Regions from separate parts of the Homo sapiens genome. Here region 2 is linked to region 1. Evidence: chromatin contacts called from ENCODE Hi-C or POLR2A ChIA-PET data. All regions are on one chromosome and are shown on one strand. Each heading gives the region's core, a stretch centred on a gene start or an enhancer-like site at or near the end of the contact. The rest is flanking DNA. Distances are from core to core; before and after follow the strand shown.

Region 1 (3,730 bases), core at 678-3,177:
CACAACTGTGAATATACTTAACAGTACTGAACTGCACATTTATGAAATGGTTAAGATGGTAAATTCTGTTATGCATTTTTTACTATAATCAAAAATAAAAATTAAAAAATATATAGTCACAATACTTTTACAAATATCTACTATACTTCACTAACACGAAAGTGACAGAAAAAAAATACGCTGATAGTATAAAGAAGCTAAAATGTAAGTTGATCAATTGATGCACATCATTTACATGTTGAACAATTCTCAAAGATGTCAAGGGGCAGGAATGATCCTTCAAGGAAAAGTAACTTAGACCAAGAGAATTTTAAAGCTTCAGGAAAGGCTGATATTCATCATGTATATGAAGACAAGCCTGCCAAGCACTGAATTCTCCAATTTGTTCATTTTTCCTTGTTCCTCAGGAAAGTCAGCGTGGGTATTTCATTACCATATGGAAAACTATGTTGTGCCATTAAGAATAATAAAGAATTTGGCAGGGCGCGGTGGCTCACGCCTGTAATCCCAGCACTTTGGGAGGCTGAGGTGGGCGGATCACCTGAGGTCAGGAGTTCGAGACCAGCCTGGCCAACATGGAGAAACCCCATCTCTACTAAAAATACAAAAATTGCCAGGCGCGGTGGCTCACGCCTGTAATCCCAGCACTTTGGGAGGCTGAGGTGGGCGGATCACCTGAGGTCAGGAGTTCGAGACCAGCCTGGCCAACATGGAGAAACCCCATCTCTACTAAAAATACAAAAATTGCCAGGCGCGGTGGCTCACGCCTGTAATCCCAGCACTTTGGGAGGCTGAGGCGGGCGGATCACGAGGTCAGGAGTTTGAGACCAGCCTGGCCAGCATGGTGAAACCCCATCTCTACTAAAAATACAAAAAAAAAAAAAATTAGCTGGGCCTGGTGGCACTCACCTGTAGTCCCAGCTACTTGGGAGGCTGAGGCAGGAGAATTGTTTGAACCTGGCAGGCGGAGGTTGCAGTGAGCCAAGATTAGGCCACTGCACTCCAGCCTGGGCGAGAGAGTGAGACTCTGTCTCAAAAAAACAAACAAAAAAAAACCCCAAAAAAACCCCCAAAAAACAAAAATTAGCCGGGTGTGATGGCAGGTGCCTGTAATCTCAGCTACTTGGGAGGCTGAGACAGGAGAACGGCTTGAACCCAGGAGGCGGAGGTTGCAGCAGTGAGCCGAGATTGCGCCATTGCACTCCAGCCTGGGGATATGAGGGAGACTTCATCTCAAAATAATAATAATAATAATAATAATAATAATAATAATAATAAAGAATTTAAGCCAAGCCTTAAAAAAAGAAAGAATGTATAAAACTATGAGCTTGGGAAATGGAAAAAGTTGGGGACAACTATTCACTTTAACAAAATAATTCTTTCTGTGAGGCTTTGCGCCTGGTTTCATCTATGAAATAGTGTTCTTCTAGAGCACAAAAAGCACTCGACACAGTGTTGCAGAAACATGACAAGCCTAGAAGAGGCCGGCTAGAGGCCTTCTGCAATGCCAGGTCCAATGGTGTGATAATAGCTTGGAGATTTTGCTTATCTGCTTTATCTCCCAAAGGGCATTGCACAATATCAGTGTGCTTGGATTGGACAGGATTCCAGTGACACGGTTCATGTTCTATTTTGATTCTGGCAGTTGGTAACCTTTCTTCTAGGAAAGAGGAAATAAAACACCCCATTGGTGATATTCCGTTGTTCTGAGCATACGAGGGTGGTAAGGCTGCCGGGGGCAACTGACCAGAGGCAGGTGTGGTCCCTGGGTCATTTTTAGCCACACTCCCAGGCCCTGATATCTGGCAGGGAGGTCTGTAACCAGCTCTGTCAACCTGCCATGAGGATGACCTGCCCTTTCCCTTGGTTATTCAAGTCCCAGGTTTTTCCTGAGCGGAAGCTGACAGTGATGTCATTTTCTCGTGATATTGGCGGGGTGACCTTGTTCATGGAGCTGGTTTCATCCATTTCTCTTCTACCTTGAAGCTGAACTGAGAAAAACATTGCTGAGAACCACAGAGAGGGAGGGCAGAGGACGCTGCAAAGGGGAGGCTCCCCTGTTCCCTCATCTGATTCCCAAACCCTTATCATGACCAGCTGTTAGCCATCCCAGTTTCTAGCAGAACTCAGCCTGGAAAAGTCATACAGGAAAAACAATGCAAGGAGAGATCGATGAAAAAATTTTTAAAAAATGTTGTAGTAGACTCAGCAAGGCAGAAACTATGGATTCATGAAGAACAGCTTGGATCCTTGTTATAAAGACAGATAAATATTTACAGGTGGTCTTTTCAGAAAGGCATTCAGGAGGAGACAAGAAGCATCTTATTTAGAGCTGCTGGCCCAATTAAGGGAATCAAAGATGTCCTGAGCTCCGACTCCATGGCAGGACCTGAGCTCCATCCTTGATGGACATCTTTTCATCCTCAGCCCTTCTTCCTGAGGTGGGCACTGTCACTATCCCCATTTACAGAGGAGGAAACTAAGGGTCAGAGAGTTGGAGTCTGTTATTCAGCTGGGAAGCAGCAGTGCTAGGGTTCACATGCATGGCTTTTTCACTCCAAATCTGTAGGCTTTTCCTAGCACACACCAATGTCGGCTTTCAGATACTGCTACCAAGAACTCCAAACCTAGGCTCTTTTAATCAATAGCAGAGTGATTGAGTCCTTTTCCTGAAACTCACATTGTTCAAGCTCAAAGGACACTGTATAGATGAGGACTCCAAGGCTAAGAGCAGGAAAAGGGATCTGCTCAACAGGATGGCAGAATCTGGCCTCAGGCCGCAAAGAAAGCTCTGTCCACCCATTATTCAGCCACGTGCACAGAGCCAGCGCAGCAAAACCCATCTCACCTAGAGTGCGGCTTTGTTGGTGATCTCGGTTCAGCAGGATATGGGCACCACGGGAATGGTATTTTCCCTTACAACTTTCTCCCTGGGGCCTACATATTATGTAGCTATTGTAGGGTTGGAGTTCCACAAACTGGATTTCAGAGCTCGCTGGCCAGTATTAGCTCATGTTGATTGCAAAGCAAGGACTGAAGTGGAAAAGCAAAAGAGCACAGCACCACCTGGTGTTGGCAACTAAGACATGCAGGTTCAGGAGTAAAAACAACTCCCTGCATTTCCCTTCGTGTGAGGAATGGAAGCCCAGAATGGGCGAGGAGCTCGCCAAAAGTCACAGAGCACACGGTGATCGAGCTGAGTCTGACGGGTGTGATTTCCAACTCTGTGCTCCTCCCACGAGGCCTGGCCAAGGGAAGGAAAGCACAGTCTTCCCCTTCCTGAATACCAGCTTGAGCAGGGTCCCCATAGCACCCGCGAACTCAGAAGACCCTTTCCTTCGAAAAGGGAAAGGACGGTGAAATGCTGGCCTGTGATCGGAAGGAGGAGACCGTGTAGCTGCAGGAGCAGCACATTGCACGGGTCCAGAGGCTACAGCATGAGCGGCACCACTGGAGCTGGGGCACACAGTGGCCCTTATTTAGGCTTTAGAACTAGATTAGCCTGGACTCGCGGTGGCCTCAGGCAAGTCTATTTCACTGTCTTGGGCTCTTCATCCCCTTCTGTGAAACGAAGGTGCTGAATGACGCCTGGACTTCCGAGGTCTCAGACTTTTGGCTCACTCTTCCCATGCCGACTGGCCTCCCTGCCGACCCTCCACCAGGAAAAGCCTCATCTCAGAGCCTCTGCGCGGCCTCCAGTTTCTGGAAGAATGCTGTTTTGCCAAATCCC
Region 2 (3,530 bases), core at 36-2,535, 52 kb before region 1:
TACAATATTAAGTTGCCAGATTGATCTGTATGTTTAATACAAACCCATTCCAGCAGGTATTTACAAGAAAATTGGCATGCTGTTTTCAAAATTTATGTGGAAATTCCAAGGACCTAGAATAGGTAAAGCAATCTCACAAGAGTACGAAGCTGGATGACTTAATGTACTGGATGTCAAGGGTTTTTTCTAAATCCAGAGTAAGAAGGCAGTGTGGCATACTGTGATCCTAGTCAAGTGGACCAATACAACACAGTAGGGAGCCCAGAAACAAACCCACACGTGTTCAATCCCTGGATTCACAAGAAAGATGCACAATTCAGTGAGGAAAGGTGATATTTAATAAATGGTATTAGTTCAATTGGAGAGTCATATGGGGGAAAAATGGGCCTACCTCATATCATACCCCAAAATTAATTCGAGATCCATCATAGACCTAAATTAAAACAAAAAATCTTCTGGAAAATAAAATACAAGAATATCTTCATGACCCTGGGGTAGACAAAAATTTCTTAACCAAACAGGTTGAGAGATGTTTGAAATACATCTATGAAAATAAATACCAATATCCAGAACATACAAAGAACTTTTATAAATTAATAAGAAAAAGACAGGCTAGGCACAGTGGCTCATATCTGTAATCGCAGCACTTTGGGAAGCCGAGGCAGGAGGATCACTTGAGCTCAGGAGCTTGAGGCCAGCCTGGGCAACACAGCGAGACCATGTCTCTACTAAAATTAAAAAAAAAAAAAAATAGCTGGGTGTGGTAGGGGCACCTGTGCTCCCAGCTACTTGTGAGGGTGAGTTGGGAGGATTGCTTGAGCCCTGGAGATCCAGACTGCAGTGAGCCGTGATCACGTGACTGCACTTCAGCCTGGGTGCCAGAGCAAGACCCTGTCTCAAAAAGAAAAAGAGAAAGAAAAAGACAGACATCCCAGTTTTTAAAGTGGGCAAAAAGCTGTGAACAGAGACTGCACCAAAAAGCACATCTAAATAGCCAATTATCATATAAGCATTATTAACATCTTGGAAATGCAGATTAAAGTCACAGGAAGATGCCATCACACTCCTCACTAAAATGGCTAGCAGGTGTGGTGCACTGGCAGCTATACTGCTGTCAGCAGGTGGCCTGCAGCTGTCGGCTCCTCCAAGGTCTACCTCTGCTAGGAGAGCCACCCCGCCCTAGGTCATGGCCCTCCTGGGGCAGCCCAGATCAGGCGGCAGAGTGCAGCAGGGCTTAGAGGTCAGCCTTTTGTTTCCACTGGATGTGGGTCACGCTGCTGGGCAGAACTCACGCCAGCCAGCTCCCTGCTAGGTTAACTGGGGCTTTGTCTAGCCTGAGTCACAGCTCAGCTCTTCTCTCTGCCCCAACTTGTTCCTTCCTTTTCTCTTCACAGGTGTGGATCCCCAATAACTGTCTCCAGATCCAAACTCCATGGCCAAATCTGCTCCCAGAGAAACCAGCCTGCACAGTGAGGATGTGGGTATGGAGCAACTGGAACCCTCAACTATTGCTGTTTGGATCATCACTTAACACCACTTCAGAAAACTTTTGGCAGCATTATATTATATATTAGTATTCTAATGCTAAACTCAGTCTACATAGACCCTAAGACCTAGCACATTCTCTTCTAGGTAGATGCCCAACTGAAATCAGTGCTTATGTCCTCAGAAGCCCTGTTCACAGAAGCTTGATGCGTAATAGCCACAACTGGCAACAGACCAAATGTCCATCATCAGGAGAATGGATAGACACGTGGGGGGCAGTTCAATGCAATGCTAACAGCACATCAAAAGGAAAAAGGCTGCTGCTACACACAACATGGATTCAACACACAGGCTTTGTGTTCAACAGAGGAAACCAGGCACAGAAGAGTGCACATATCCTGTGTGTATATACACAGTACACACAACTTGTGTGGCTCCATTTACATGGTGACCAAACCTAGGCACAACTAATCTGTAATGATAGAAGTCTGGAGAATGGAGAAATTGAGGCTGGAGGGAGCTTGCTGGGGAGCTGCAAGTGTCCAATATATTGATTGACCCTGGGGGTGGTTGTATGCTTATATACACAGGCAAAAGTTAATCAAACCCCACCCTTAAGATGCACGCACTTTGCTGAATGTTACACTTGATAAAAAAAAACTAAGTTAAGAAATAGAAGTTCCAAGCCTTCACAGTGACCCACATTTACTGAGAACTTACTGTGTTTCAGGGCCAGTCATTTCATGCAGCAGATCACTCCATGCACACACACACACACACACACACACACACCCCAACAAATACATAAATACATCCTCAACACACACACACCCCAACACGTATATACTCCAATACATACACATCCTAATACACACACCCCAACACACACATATGCCCTCAACACACACCCCAACACACATACCCTCAAAACACATACACTCCCTAACACACACATACTCCAACACACACACACCCCAACACACACACACCCCAATACATACACACCCCAACACACGCACTCCAACACACACACCCCAATACACATATACCCCAACACACACCCCAATGCACACTCCAACACACATCCCAACACACACATTCCAACACACACCCCAATGCACACACACCCAACACACACACATCCCAACAAAAACATACTCCAACACATACATGCCCCAATACATACACACCCCAACACACACACACACAGCAACACGCGCATACTTCAACACGCACATACTCCAACACACACACCCCAATACACACACACATCAATACACACATACTCCAACACACACATACTCCAACACACACACCTTAATACACATATGCCCCAACACACACACCCCAACACAAACATCCCAAAACACACATTCTGACACACACATACTCCAACATAGCCCAATACCCACACACCCCAACACACACACAATCCCCCCACGGACACCAACACCCACATACTCCAACACACACATACTTCAACACACATACCCCAACACACGCCTTAAAACACATACCCCCAACACACACACAACCCAACACACACAGTTCAATACACACACAGACCAATGCACTCATACACAGACACACACACACACACACACACACAGTCTCACACATCCCCAGCTTCAAGGCACAGCTTAAAGCTAAGCCTGGGGAGAAATAAGAACCGTAGGTGCAGTTACGTGGTCTAAACTCTGGGATCCAGGCGTCTTGTCCTTAAAGTGGAAGTGATACTGCTCCCCACCTCCCAGAGATATTAGGGACACAAGACATTAGGCACATTCCAACACACACCCCAATACACACACACACAACACACACACACCCCAACAAACACATACTCCAACACATATACGCCCCAATACATACACACCCCAACACACACACACAAGATATTAGGGACACAAGACATTAGGCACAGGCTCTCAGAATGTAAGGACTGGCCATTGCAGGCCCTGCTGAGGGAGGACAGGCCCGAGGAACACAGGGTGTTGTGGGGAACACAGGCAAGGAAATTACACTCGTGGGACCTGGGAGGGTTG

What was found. A loop is a pair of places that touch in the nucleus more often than their neighbours do. ChIA-PET counts read pairs that join two places held with the same protein, here RNA polymerase II (POLR2A). Pooled maps may share reads with other maps.
Region 2: a map of PC-9 shows a loop between it and region 1 (9-fold over the local background). The contact joins two enhancer-like sites. A Hi-C loop is called at or near these places in 63 of 168 maps with a recorded cell type or tissue (B cell, CD4-positive, alpha-beta T cell, Caco-2 and 39 more), 28 of 37 single-sample maps with no recorded cell type and 44 of 50 pooled maps. POLR2A ChIA-PET finds 5 or more read pairs at or near these places in 7 of 52 experiments (AG04449, BJ, MCF 10A and 4 more).

The regions. Positions count from the first base shown.
Region 1 is chr3:14,202,973-14,206,702 of GRCh38, reverse strand. No RefSeq gene overlaps it. Among named protein-coding and RNA genes, the nearest start is that of LSM3, 26 kb to the right of the region's middle. Within about 2 kb of position 1,927, at least 14 of the 41 ENCODE cell types and tissues checked have a DNase peak (open chromatin) inside an H3K27ac peak, as active enhancers do; they include PC-9, where a contact is called at or near this core.
Region 2 is chr3:14,254,454-14,257,983 of GRCh38, reverse strand. No RefSeq gene overlaps it. Among named protein-coding and RNA genes, the nearest start is that of LSM3, 77 kb to the right of the region's middle. Within about 2 kb of position 1,285, at least 2 of the 41 ENCODE cell types and tissues checked have a DNase peak (open chromatin) inside an H3K27ac peak, as active enhancers do; they include PC-9, where a contact is called at or near this core.